Regions from separate parts of the Homo sapiens genome. Here region 2 is linked to region 1. The links are chromatin loops, found by intact Hi-C in ENCODE. Cell type or tissue: A673. All regions are shown on one strand. Links, peaks and the distances in the headings refer to the core of each region. The heading gives the core; the rest is flanking DNA. Region 1 has its middle 38 kb from the start of TAPT1-AS1. Region 2 holds the start of FGFBP2 (fibroblast growth factor binding protein 2).

Region 1 (5,384 bases), core at 128-5,127:
CCTCCCCTGGAGCCTTATTCATTTGGTGAAGTGTGACTCCTTAGAAATAAATATGTGATGGTCTCTGCACTTACTATTTTTTGGCAGGTAGGCTTTATTTTCCCAGTGTCTGTTATGCTGGGCTTAAGACTGGTGGGATTTTATGTAAGGCAGATGACATATATATATGTGTATATATATATATGTGTGTGTTTGTATATATATATGTGTGTGTATATATATATGTATATATATATACACACACACACACAATACTCTTCATTGCTATGTTTGGACTAGTGCAGCAGTCAGGATGACAGAAAGAAAAGCAGATGTACAAAAATGCAGAAAAATAAAGTGTGAAGTGTTTGTAGGTGGAGAGATAGAATTCTTTGCTATTTGTATTGAATCCTTAATATATTCTAGTGCAGAAAGCATGAAGCATGGCTACCGGAAGCACACGTGTCACACATCAAAGGGAAGCTGCAGAAAACAGCAGCGTTGGTGCAATTACTCTTTCTTATATTTCCCCTCCCCACACTGCTGGGCCCACTAATTTGATTATCTTTATTGTGGGATAATTTGTATACTTCCCCCCCTTCTTTTAGATGCACAGTTCGATAAGTTTCAAAATATATATATATATATTCACTTATGTAATTGCCAGCCCAATCAAGACATAAGTTTGATTCCATCACCCTAAAAAGTTACCTCATGCCCCTTTGCATTCAAAGTCCCCCATCTCCAATCTCAAGAAACCATAGATCTGCTTGCTCTTAATCTCTTAATATAGACTAGTTGTGCTTGTTCGAATGCAGAAAGCCACAATAGGGTTTTCTTTTTTTTTTTTTTTTTTTTTTTTTTTGAGACAGAGTCTCTCTCTGTCATCCAGGCTGGAGAGTGCAATGGTGCGATCTCAGCTCACTGCCACCTCTGCCTTCCGAGTTCAAGCGATTCCCCTGCCTCAGCCTCCTGAGTAATTGGGATTACAGGCGCCTGCCACCACGTCATGATGATTTTTGTATTTTCAGTAGAGATGGGTTTTCGCTATGTTGCCAGGCTGGTCTCGAACTCCTGACCTCAAGTGATCCACCCGCCTCAGCCTCCCAGAGTGCTGGGATTACAGGTGTGAGCTGCTGCGCCCAGGCGCCATATTAGTTTTGACTGTTTATATGAATAGTATCAGATAGTATACACTCTTTTGTGTCCGGACTCTTCAACAAAGCATTTTTGAGATTCATTCATGTTGTTATCAGTAATTTGTTCCTTTTTATTTCTGAGTGGTAGTCTATTTATAAATATACCACAATCTGTTTATCCAATCAAACCACACATTTGGGTTGTTTCCAATGGTTGGCTGTTATGAACAAAGCTACTATGGAGATTCATGTGCATATACATATGCTTTGATTTCTTCTGGGTATATACTGAATAGTGAGATGGTAAATATACATTTAACTTTATAAGAAATTGTCAGATGGTTTTTCACCAGCAATGTTGCTTCTTACCTTCATTAATACTAGATATTGCCAGTCTATTAAATTTTATCCATTCTAAACTATAAGTGCAGTTATATTTTATTTTGGTTTAAATTTGCATTGGTCTAAAGACTAAAGATGTTGCCTATCTTTTCATGAGTTTATTAGCCAATAAAGCATCCAAGTCTTTTGTCCATTTTTTACTGGATGTTTGTTTGTCTTCTTGTTATTGAGTTGGAAGAATTCTTTATATATTCTGAATACAAGTGTTTTCTCATATATATGGATTGTGAACATTTTCTCACAATCTGTGGCTTGTCTTTGCATTTTCTTAATAGTGCCTTTTAGAAAGGACAAGTTTTGATAAGGTCAAATCTATCAATTTTTCTTTTATGGTGTGTCCTTTCTATTCTATCTAAGAAATCTTTGCCTGTCCCCAAAGTTGTGAGGATTTTCTTTTGTGCTTTTTAATGTAAATTGTTTTCCGCCTTGTAGAAGCTTTGTAGTTATGGCTTTTTCACTTAGGTCTTACCCATTTTAAATGAATTTTAATGTGTGGTGTGAATTAAAAATTGAGTTTTTTTTTTTGCGTATGGATAGTTCGTTTTTTGCATATGGATAGTTAGTTTTTCAACACCATTTACTAAAAAGACTACTGTATTTCCATTTGTTTATTTTGGCATTTTCAGCAAAAATTAATGGGCCGTATATGTTTGCATATTTCTAAACTCTTCATTGTCTTGTCTTCCACTGATGTGTATGTCTCTCTTTGTATCTCTGTCATACTGTCTTAGTTACTGCAGCTTTCAAATAAGTTTCGAAATGAGGTAGTTTAAGTTCTTAAACTTTATTCTTTTTTTGTTTCAGAATAGTTTTGGCAATTCTATGTCATTTGGATTTGCAAATTATTGAATTAACTTGTCAATCTTTACCAAAAATACTTGCTGGAAATTTGATTGGGTAGAATTGACATCTTAATAATATTGAGTCTTCCAATCTATGAAAGTGACTCTCTATCAACTTAGCTCTTCCTTAATTTATCTCAGTTTTCTGTAAAAAAGTTCAAATTTGAATATGGACAATTCTGCATACACACACGCGCACACACACACACACACACACACACACACAGAGTTCAGGCCAGGCAAAACATGTTCATGCCCTGAATTTGTAGAATGCTACCTATGGCCTTAAATATTTCAGTTGCATTGGTATGTTTTTTTCTGCGTCAAAAATTTTGGCATTCTTTTCTAGATCACTAATTGCCAAATAAAATCCTGACCTTGAGAAAGACTTAATTGTAACTAATTGTTGGTATCTTTTAAAACTTCTTTTGGCTTAGAGGTGAGTTTTCATTTCCTTTATCTAAATATTAATGAAGAAAAGATGTCAAAGAGAATCCTAACCCCTCTAGCCATTAGTTCCATAATTTTTACTTAAAATAGAATGTGTGAATGTGTGGAGAAAAAAAGTCCTCTAAAGGACTTTAGAGTTATGCTGAAAAAGGACTAGAACTCTTTCTATTATTTTAGAATCTTTGTGAGGCTGACATTTGCTATTAAAGTAGCTTGTTACAGTTTCGTTATTTATAACCTTATAATGTCATTATTTGTTATTACATGCTGCCACCTAGTGAAATTCATAGGCTTGACGATAAAGAAGCAGGAGAGCTGTGCCTGGGATCTCAGATTTGTGCTTTTTGTTTCTGAATTTTGATAAGTATCGGGATTTTCCCAAATTATGTAGCACTTTAGGGTGAAAACACTGGTATAGGTAAGATTTCCTAGGAAAAGCTCTCTATAATATCTATATGTTTAGTCTTTTTTCCTTAGGAGAAAGTTACTTTGTTAGATTTTTGGAGGACCAAGATAAAATTCAAAGGGATATTATGTATTAAACATGTTTTAGCCGTACTTACACCTGCTTTGTTTTGAAAATTGTCATTTTCCCCAGATATGTGAAAGTTTAGGAAAAAGGGGAATTTTCTGGAAAAAAAAAGTCATCATTAGTTTGATTTTTTTTAAAGAAAGTTGCTCCTGCTCTACCAGGCTGCAATCTAATAAATATTTCCTATTATTCATGGCTTTTCCTGCCATTCCCCATCACCAAGCCTTCTTGTGCCTAATTCTGAGGATTTGTCTAATTTCTCAGTGAAGCACTTAGGATTTGAAATTCATAATATGTTAAAAACAAGATCACTTACTACAATTAGATAGATTCATAGCATTTCCCTTAGCTAGCCATGACCTCAAACATTAAAAACATGTACCTCCCTTACTTTATAGAAGAAACATACACCCAGACAGGCCAAGTAGATTTACCCGGTCTCCGAGCTTCTTCATGGCAGAGCTGAGCTTAGGCTGAAGTGTCTTGATAGCCATCGAATGTGCTAGATGCTGGGATGTGCTCCTTGTCCTCGGTGAGAGAGCGGGATAAGACTTACCTGGTGTGGAGAGGAGCTGCAGTATGGTAGGAGGAGCAGGATTAGCTGCTCAGAACAGGGCACTTCTGCTTAGCAGCATCTGCAGATGTCAGCAGCCCATGAAGAAGGGCTCATCAGCAAAGTCTTGGCTCCCCTGTCCCTGCCCAGCACATGCAGGGCAAGGAGAGACAAGACAGAGCTTACAGGGCATGCTTCTGCTTTCTCTCGCTGAGGGCTGGCCTAAGCAAAGGGGTCCTGAGCTTGCAGGCTGGCAGCCCAAGCCATGCTCACTGCCTCCAGGAAATGAGTTTTCTATGCAAGCCCTCCTCCCCAAAAAGTTGTGATAGCAATATTAAAAGTAGCATTATTATTGGCCTGGCGTGGTGGCTCACACCTGTAATCCTTTGGGAGGCCAAGGCGGGCAGATCACCTGAGGTCAGAGTTCAAGATGAGCCTGGCCAACATGGCCAAACCCCATTTCTACTAAAAATACAAAAAAAAAAAAAAAATTAGCCAGGGGTGGGGGCACACACCTGTAATCCCAGTTACTTGGGAGGCTGAGGCAGGAGACTTGTTTGAACTTGAGAGGTAAAGGTGGCAATGAGCAGAGATGGCACCACTGCACTCCAGCTTGGGTGACAGAGCCAGACTCCATGTCAAAAACCAAAAAAGTAGCATTATTATTAATATTAATTATCAATATTAGCTTGATACTACCTTTTTCATAGCAGCAAAAGCAATGTTAGGGATAAGAGAGTGACTATATAACAATAAAATAAAAACAGGAAGTTAAAATAGTCTGACCCCACCTGCGGCTAAGAACATCGTCTTTCAAAAAGCTGAAGTAAATACCTAAAGAATTTCATGGGTATATTCTTACTAAATATGGGAGAATTTATCATATGTTCTCAAAATTTGATAAAACAATTTGTTTAAGGATTTAGAAAATTTGAGCAATACAATAAGATGAACATAATAGAGCCCTGATCCCATTAGTTAGAAAATACACATATTACTGAATGACACACAAAAAAATCTGAGCCACAAAAAAGTTATATTACCTAAAAATTAATATGCTGTAGGCCCTGTTGTTTGACTGAAATGCAATTTAAACTAGCAATTGATACTAAAAACAATCCCCATAGTTTTGGAATTTAAAAAATTCATAGCTATCAATTAATAATGTATATCAAGAAGAAATTATAATAAAAATTACAAAATATTAAGAAGAGAATAACAACGAAACACTACATATAAAAGATAATGGGATTTAGCTATTGCAATACTTTAGATTTATGGCTTTAATACATTTATTAGACAAAAGAAGATATAAAATTACAAAAGAAATTATTTAGTCTGAGAAGTTAGGAAAAGAATGGCAGAGTAACCTTAAAGCAAGAGAAAAAGGGAATAATGAAAATAAAAGCAGAAATTAATTAAATGGGAGGCAAAAAAATAGACCATCAGTGAACATTAAAACACTTCTTTGAAGAGGCTAACAAAAC
Region 2 (5,384 bases), core at 127-5,126, 300 kb before region 1:
TCTTTCTTTGTTGTTATGGGTTGAATTGTGTGAATTGTGTCCCTCCCAAAACCTAAAAACCGTAGACTTAAGTCCTAACCTCCAGTACCTCAGGGAGCGTTTGTATTTAAAGATAGGGGCCATTAAAGAGGTGGTTAAGGTAAAATGGGGCTGTTTGGGTGGGACTTCATCCAGTGTGAATGGTATCCTAACAAAAAGAGATGAGGACACAGACCCACGCAGAGGAATGACAGAGAGAAGGCTGCCATCTATGAGTCAAGGAGAGAGTCCTCAGAAGACACCAATCCTGCTGACACCTTGATCTTGGAATTTCAGTCTCCAGAATTGTGAGAAAATATATTTCTGCTGTTTAAGCCACCCATTCTGTGGTATTTTGCTATGGCAGCCCCAGCAAGCTAATACAGTAGTCCTATGCAGCTTATCTGCAGGATCAAGATATTGTTTTGAGCTTTAGCGCCTGTATGCATCTGTATATACGCTGTACATCTGTCTGTGTAAATACGCATGGATGGATGTCTAAATGGGTACTCTTCTGTTAACATTGTTTATCTCTGTGTGGTGGGATTATGGATGAAGTTTTAAAATTCTTTGTATTTTTCTGTTGTGTTTGAATTTTTCAAATGATTTGTATGTCTTATTTGTAGAAAGACCAAAAAAATCACTTTAAAAAGAAAAAAAAAAGGACCTCCTCTCAATAGTAACTTTTTTTGGCTTAAGTGTCCCCTTTTCTCCTCTGGGACAGATCTGAAATCTTAAACAAGCAGAAAACCTCCAGCCCAGAACAGCAGACACCAAAACAACTTTGTTGTGAACCAACATTTCTTGCTGCCTGGGCGCTTGTAGAAAAAGCCTTATTTGTTTGGTGGTATTCGTTATCAAAGTGCTGTTTATCAGGAAATCTGCTTTGTTCCTATTTTTCTTACATAGATAATATGAAAAAAACTCAGAAACTCTCCTTTTAAACTCAAAGTGCACAAGTAAGACTAGAATCCCATGTAAATGAACTCCTTACTGGTGTGCAAAATTAATGAAAGCTGCTACATTTAAGGATAGAGATCAGTAATAAGCCTTATTTCCACAAGAAAAAGTTTGGTCTTTTAAAAGCAATACTTGGAGTTGATTAAATCTGTTATTATTAATTAGATTTTCTCCTCTGTGATGAACAAAAAACAATTAAAGGCTTTGAGAGCTGTGAGAAAGACTTTAAAGACTATTTGACTCAAACTTTCCTCAGTGCACAACACTCCCCACCCTAACTTGACTGTAGGAGAAAAAACTGAGAACAAGACGGGGTGTGGCGACACCTCCACCATGACATAGCACCTCGGCCACTAACAGCTGCAGCAAATGCTTGGTTCATTAGGAAACGTTACCCGGCAGAATTCCAAAGGCCTCGGTCTAACAGTGAGGTGGTTCCATCACAAGGAGATTCTCAACCTTGGCTGCACATTCAAATCACTTGGGGGAGAGTTTTAAAAGTCCACATTCCTGCGCTACTATGTTGGAGACATAGATGGAACGGTCTGGCGAGGGGCCTGGGCATCAGCATTTTTAGAGCTCCTTGTAGGTGATTCCTATGCAACTCCAGGGTCAAGTGCCACTCCGGATGAACTACCTCATCTACACTGCTCTGCAACAGACAGCCTCAAACCCACCCCCAAACACACGCTGAGACTCTGATGTGGTCGCAGCAGCTGTGAAAGTGCTAAGTGCCTCTCACGTAGTCTCTGTATATAAGTATATACACGTAGTCTCTGTATATGAGTAAAGGAAAGGGTATTACCTGTAGGGGTCTTTCACCTGTCACCCTCGGAAGAAGCTGATGAGAAAGGCGCACAGGGCCTGGAAGGGTTTCCAACAATGTTCCCAGGCCTTCTTCTTTGCTTCCTCATTCCCTCCGGGCCTGGGTCCAGGCTGGGTAGGTTTGGCTGTGGGTCGGGTGGTGGGTTTGGCTTTTCCCAGCTCTTCCATCGAGTCCTTTCCCAGCTGTGTTGCTTCTGTGAGTTTCACTGTGGCCTTGGGCCTCAGAGATGGCGTCCCAGCCTCAGGCTGCTGGTTGGGCTCTGGGCTGCCCTTGAGGCTGGAAGTCACCTGCTGCATATGGGCCTGGGGTCCAGCCTCCCTGCACACGGATGGCCTAAGCACCGGGGCCCCCTGGCACGCATGGTGAAGGCGCCTCAGCTCCTGCAGGGCTTGATTCCAGTAAGGTTTGGGGTCAGCAGCGAAAGCCTGGCACATGCTGGGCTGCCCCCTGTACTCACACCAGTAGGTCTGGTCTGTGTTGCGGCAGTCGACACGAAGCCAGACTTCTCCAGCACCTTGCCCCAAGCTGCTGGGACGCATAGTGCAGGAATCTCTCCCTCCAGTCTGGAAATGGAATTCCTCCCCAGTGCTTCCTTGCTTTTGCCTCGGGGCCTGACCCAAAGTCCCCAGGCAGGACAAGGTCACCAGCAGGAGGCAGGGGACGAACTTCATGGCGATACTCCGATAAACTTGCTTGCAACTCTGCACCAGGAGAGAGAACACAAGTGGGACGAGTCACCCTTTAAAGGGTGCTGCACAAAAGACTCTTTCTCTGCAAGGGTGGGGAGGATGTTTTGCAGCAAATGAGAAACATGCCCACAGACCTTAGACACGTAACACTTGGCAAGGGCAGAGCAGCCACCAGGGGCCGCCCACCACAAGCAAAGGGAATGGTTTTCCTGAGTGCCTCAGAGAGATCTGCCCCAGCCCTGTCACGCACAAAGCGCCACACACAGCTTTGGGGCTGAGGGTTTTACAGTTTTCCAACCACAGGGTGCTTGCTCTAAAATTGGCCCTTGTACGGGAACAGCCTTCTTTGTCAACATTTGGTATATGCCAAGGTGTGGCAGTGGTATTCTGGAAAGTGAGGTTTGCAGCTGGGAGTCTGGGCTGCCTCGAGGCTCCCTCCTGCTCCCTGGAATCCCCATCTTGGGGGACCATGGGTTTAGTTAATCCAAAGGAAGCCAGAATTTTATGAGCCTAAGTGTTATGAGATGGCCTAGCAAATGCAAAAAAGACTATGTGAGGTTGTGTGAGGATGTGTGTGCCAGAGGGACACAGAGACACTCCCCCTCCCACCCACCGAGCTGAGAGTCACCTGGTGTGGCCTCTGTGGGGCTGTCCCGCCATCACCGTGGCCACAGGCCACAGTGCTGCAATGTTCACTTCCCTTGTTATTGCATGCCTTACAATTGCACCAACTGAATGATGACGAGGAAGGCATGCAAATATATGTTCACAGTGGGATTCAGTCTATTTTAGACCATGAATTCTATTTCAAATTCAATTGAAATAACACAGTTTTAATTATATCACAGGAAAATATGATTTTAAATATTATTATTATTGTTCTACAATAGAAAAAAAATAAATTGAAAATAACTTTTGATTCTGTGTCAAGAATCATAGTTTGGTATGGTCATAACTGTCTTTTGATGACCCTTCCAGAGGGCACTGTGGAGTGGACTAAAGGTGGCAATTTGCTGTTAGGAATAGGGTTGACGGATGTTGGGGGACTAGTTTGAATGTGAGGGATTTATCTTGGCGATCCCACGTAGGGTAGTTGGTACCTGGCACAGCCTTCCTTCCACCTGGATATCCTGAGTCCTGAGAAGACCTAGTAGGGCTGGAACTAAAGCCAGGCTGAGCTTCGGCAGCCACTGTGTGTGTAGCAGTGAGAGCCTTCCAGAAGAGGGCATCACCCCAGGTGGGGAGCAGAGGAAGCTTCCAAGAAGTGGTGCCAAACCTTCAAGACAAGTCAGTCAATTTGTCAGGTTGAGAAAGGGTAAAGGGCAGGTGTTTTTTTTGTTTGTTTGTTTGTTTGTTTGTTTTGGCCTCATTCTGTCACCTAGACCGGATTGCACTGGTGTAATTATAGCTCACTGTAGCCTCCAACTCCTGGGCTCAATTACTTCTCCTGCCTCAGCCTCTCAAGTAACTGGGACTACAGGCATGGGCTGCCACACCCAGCTAAATTTTAAATTTAAAATTTTTAGGGACAGGGTCTCACTCTGTTGTCCAGGCCGATCTCACACTCCAGGCCTCAAGCAATCCTCCTGCTTCCTTGTCCTCTGGAGTCACTGGAATTACAGATGTGAACCACCACAACCAGCTAAAGGTAGGTTTTTTTTTTTTTTCACACAGTCTTACTTTGCCACCCAGGCTGGAGTGCAGTGGCACAATCTTGGCTCACTGCAACCTCCACCTCCCAGGTTCAAGCAATTGTCCTGCCTCAGCCACCTGAGTAGTTGGGATTACAGGCGCCTACCACCATGCCAGGCTAATTTTTGTGTTTTTAGTAGAGATGGGGTTTCACGACGTTGGCCAGGCTGGCCTCAAACTCCTAACAAGTGATCCGCCCACTTCAGCCTCCCTAAGTGCTGAGATTACAGGCACGAGCCACTGCGCCTGGCCAAGGGCAGATTCTTAAGGCAGGATAATGCTTCCTGTAAAGGAGTGATCCTGGAGTGCAGGTTTATGGACTGCTGAAATGTCAAGGGCAAGGAGGCAGTGGTGAGAATCAGGCTGGAGAGGTGACTTAGGGTGGGGTCCGCAGCCCCCGTACCAATCCACAGGGCCAGTTCTAAGACAGAGGCTTGCCCTTTGTGTGCTTCCAACTCAGGAGCCCCTGGAGTAAACAGCACTCCAACCCAGGCTCCATGTCGTGGCCACAGGAAGGCAGGTGTTCAGCTCCAACCTCCTTTCCCCCACCCACCACAGTGTTGCAGGGAACAGCTTGCTAGACCCATCTAGACACCCTGAGGTTATGGCCAGCCCTTTTCAATGCCCTAGTGAGGCTGAGTTTACCCTGCAATGGGAACTTATCATAAGAGCTCTAATCACGCTCTTCCTCTTTTCGCTTTTGGGACAAGCCAAACCTCAAGACCTTTGCACTAGTGCCCACTGCCTGAAAATCTTTTCCTTGAACATCGCATGGCTGCCTTCTCCCTGCCACCTTCACAGAGGCCTTCCCTCGCTATACAATGTAAAAGAGCTCTTCTGTTCCTCTATCACTTCATCCTGCTTTAATCCTCTTGAAGGCAGTGATTTCTCTCTTTTTTTTTGAGACGGAGTTTTGCTCTGTCACCCAGGCTGGAGTGCAATGGCGTGAACTTGGCTCACTGCAACCTCCGCCTCCTGGGTTCAAGCAATTCTCCTGTCTCAGCCTCCCGAGTAGCTGGGACTATAGGCACATGCCACCACATCTGGCTAATTTTTGTATTTTTAGTAGAGACAAGGTTTCACCATATTGGTCAGGCTGGTCTTGAACTCCTGACCTCGGATTATCCACCTGCCTTGGCCTCCCAAAGTGCTGGGATTACAGGTGTGAGCCACCATGCTCAGCCCAATTTCTCTTCTTT

The links. Hi-C counts contacts between places; a loop is a spot of excess contacts. Peaks named below come from ENCODE experiments on the same cell type or tissue, not always from the same donor. Only the 100,000 strongest peaks of a DNase experiment are listed, where the experiment ranks them.
Region 2: a loop joins it to region 1, with 10 times the contacts of the local background. A loop is called at or near these places in 11 of 110 quality-filtered maps.

What each region holds. Positions count from the first base shown.
Region 1 is chr4:16,261,935-16,267,318 of GRCh38, forward strand. No RefSeq gene overlaps it. Among named protein-coding and RNA genes, the nearest start is that of TAPT1-AS1, 38 kb to the left of the region's middle. In A673, for the core only: a CTCF peak has its summit at 3,095 (motif pointing left); a DNase peak (open chromatin) is centred at 3,087.
Region 2 is chr4:15,960,655-15,966,038 of GRCh38, forward strand. It overlaps FGFBP2 (fibroblast growth factor binding protein 2), which reads right to left and starts at 2,521. Exons shown (of 2, transcript NM_031950.4): 1 at 1,784-2,521. The coding sequence starts at 2,475. The coding sequence ends at 1,804. RefSeq lists an enhancer at 2,551-3,392. In A673, for the core only: CTCF peaks have their summits at 2,657 (motif pointing right) and 3,691 (motif pointing right); a DNase peak (open chromatin) is centred at 2,677.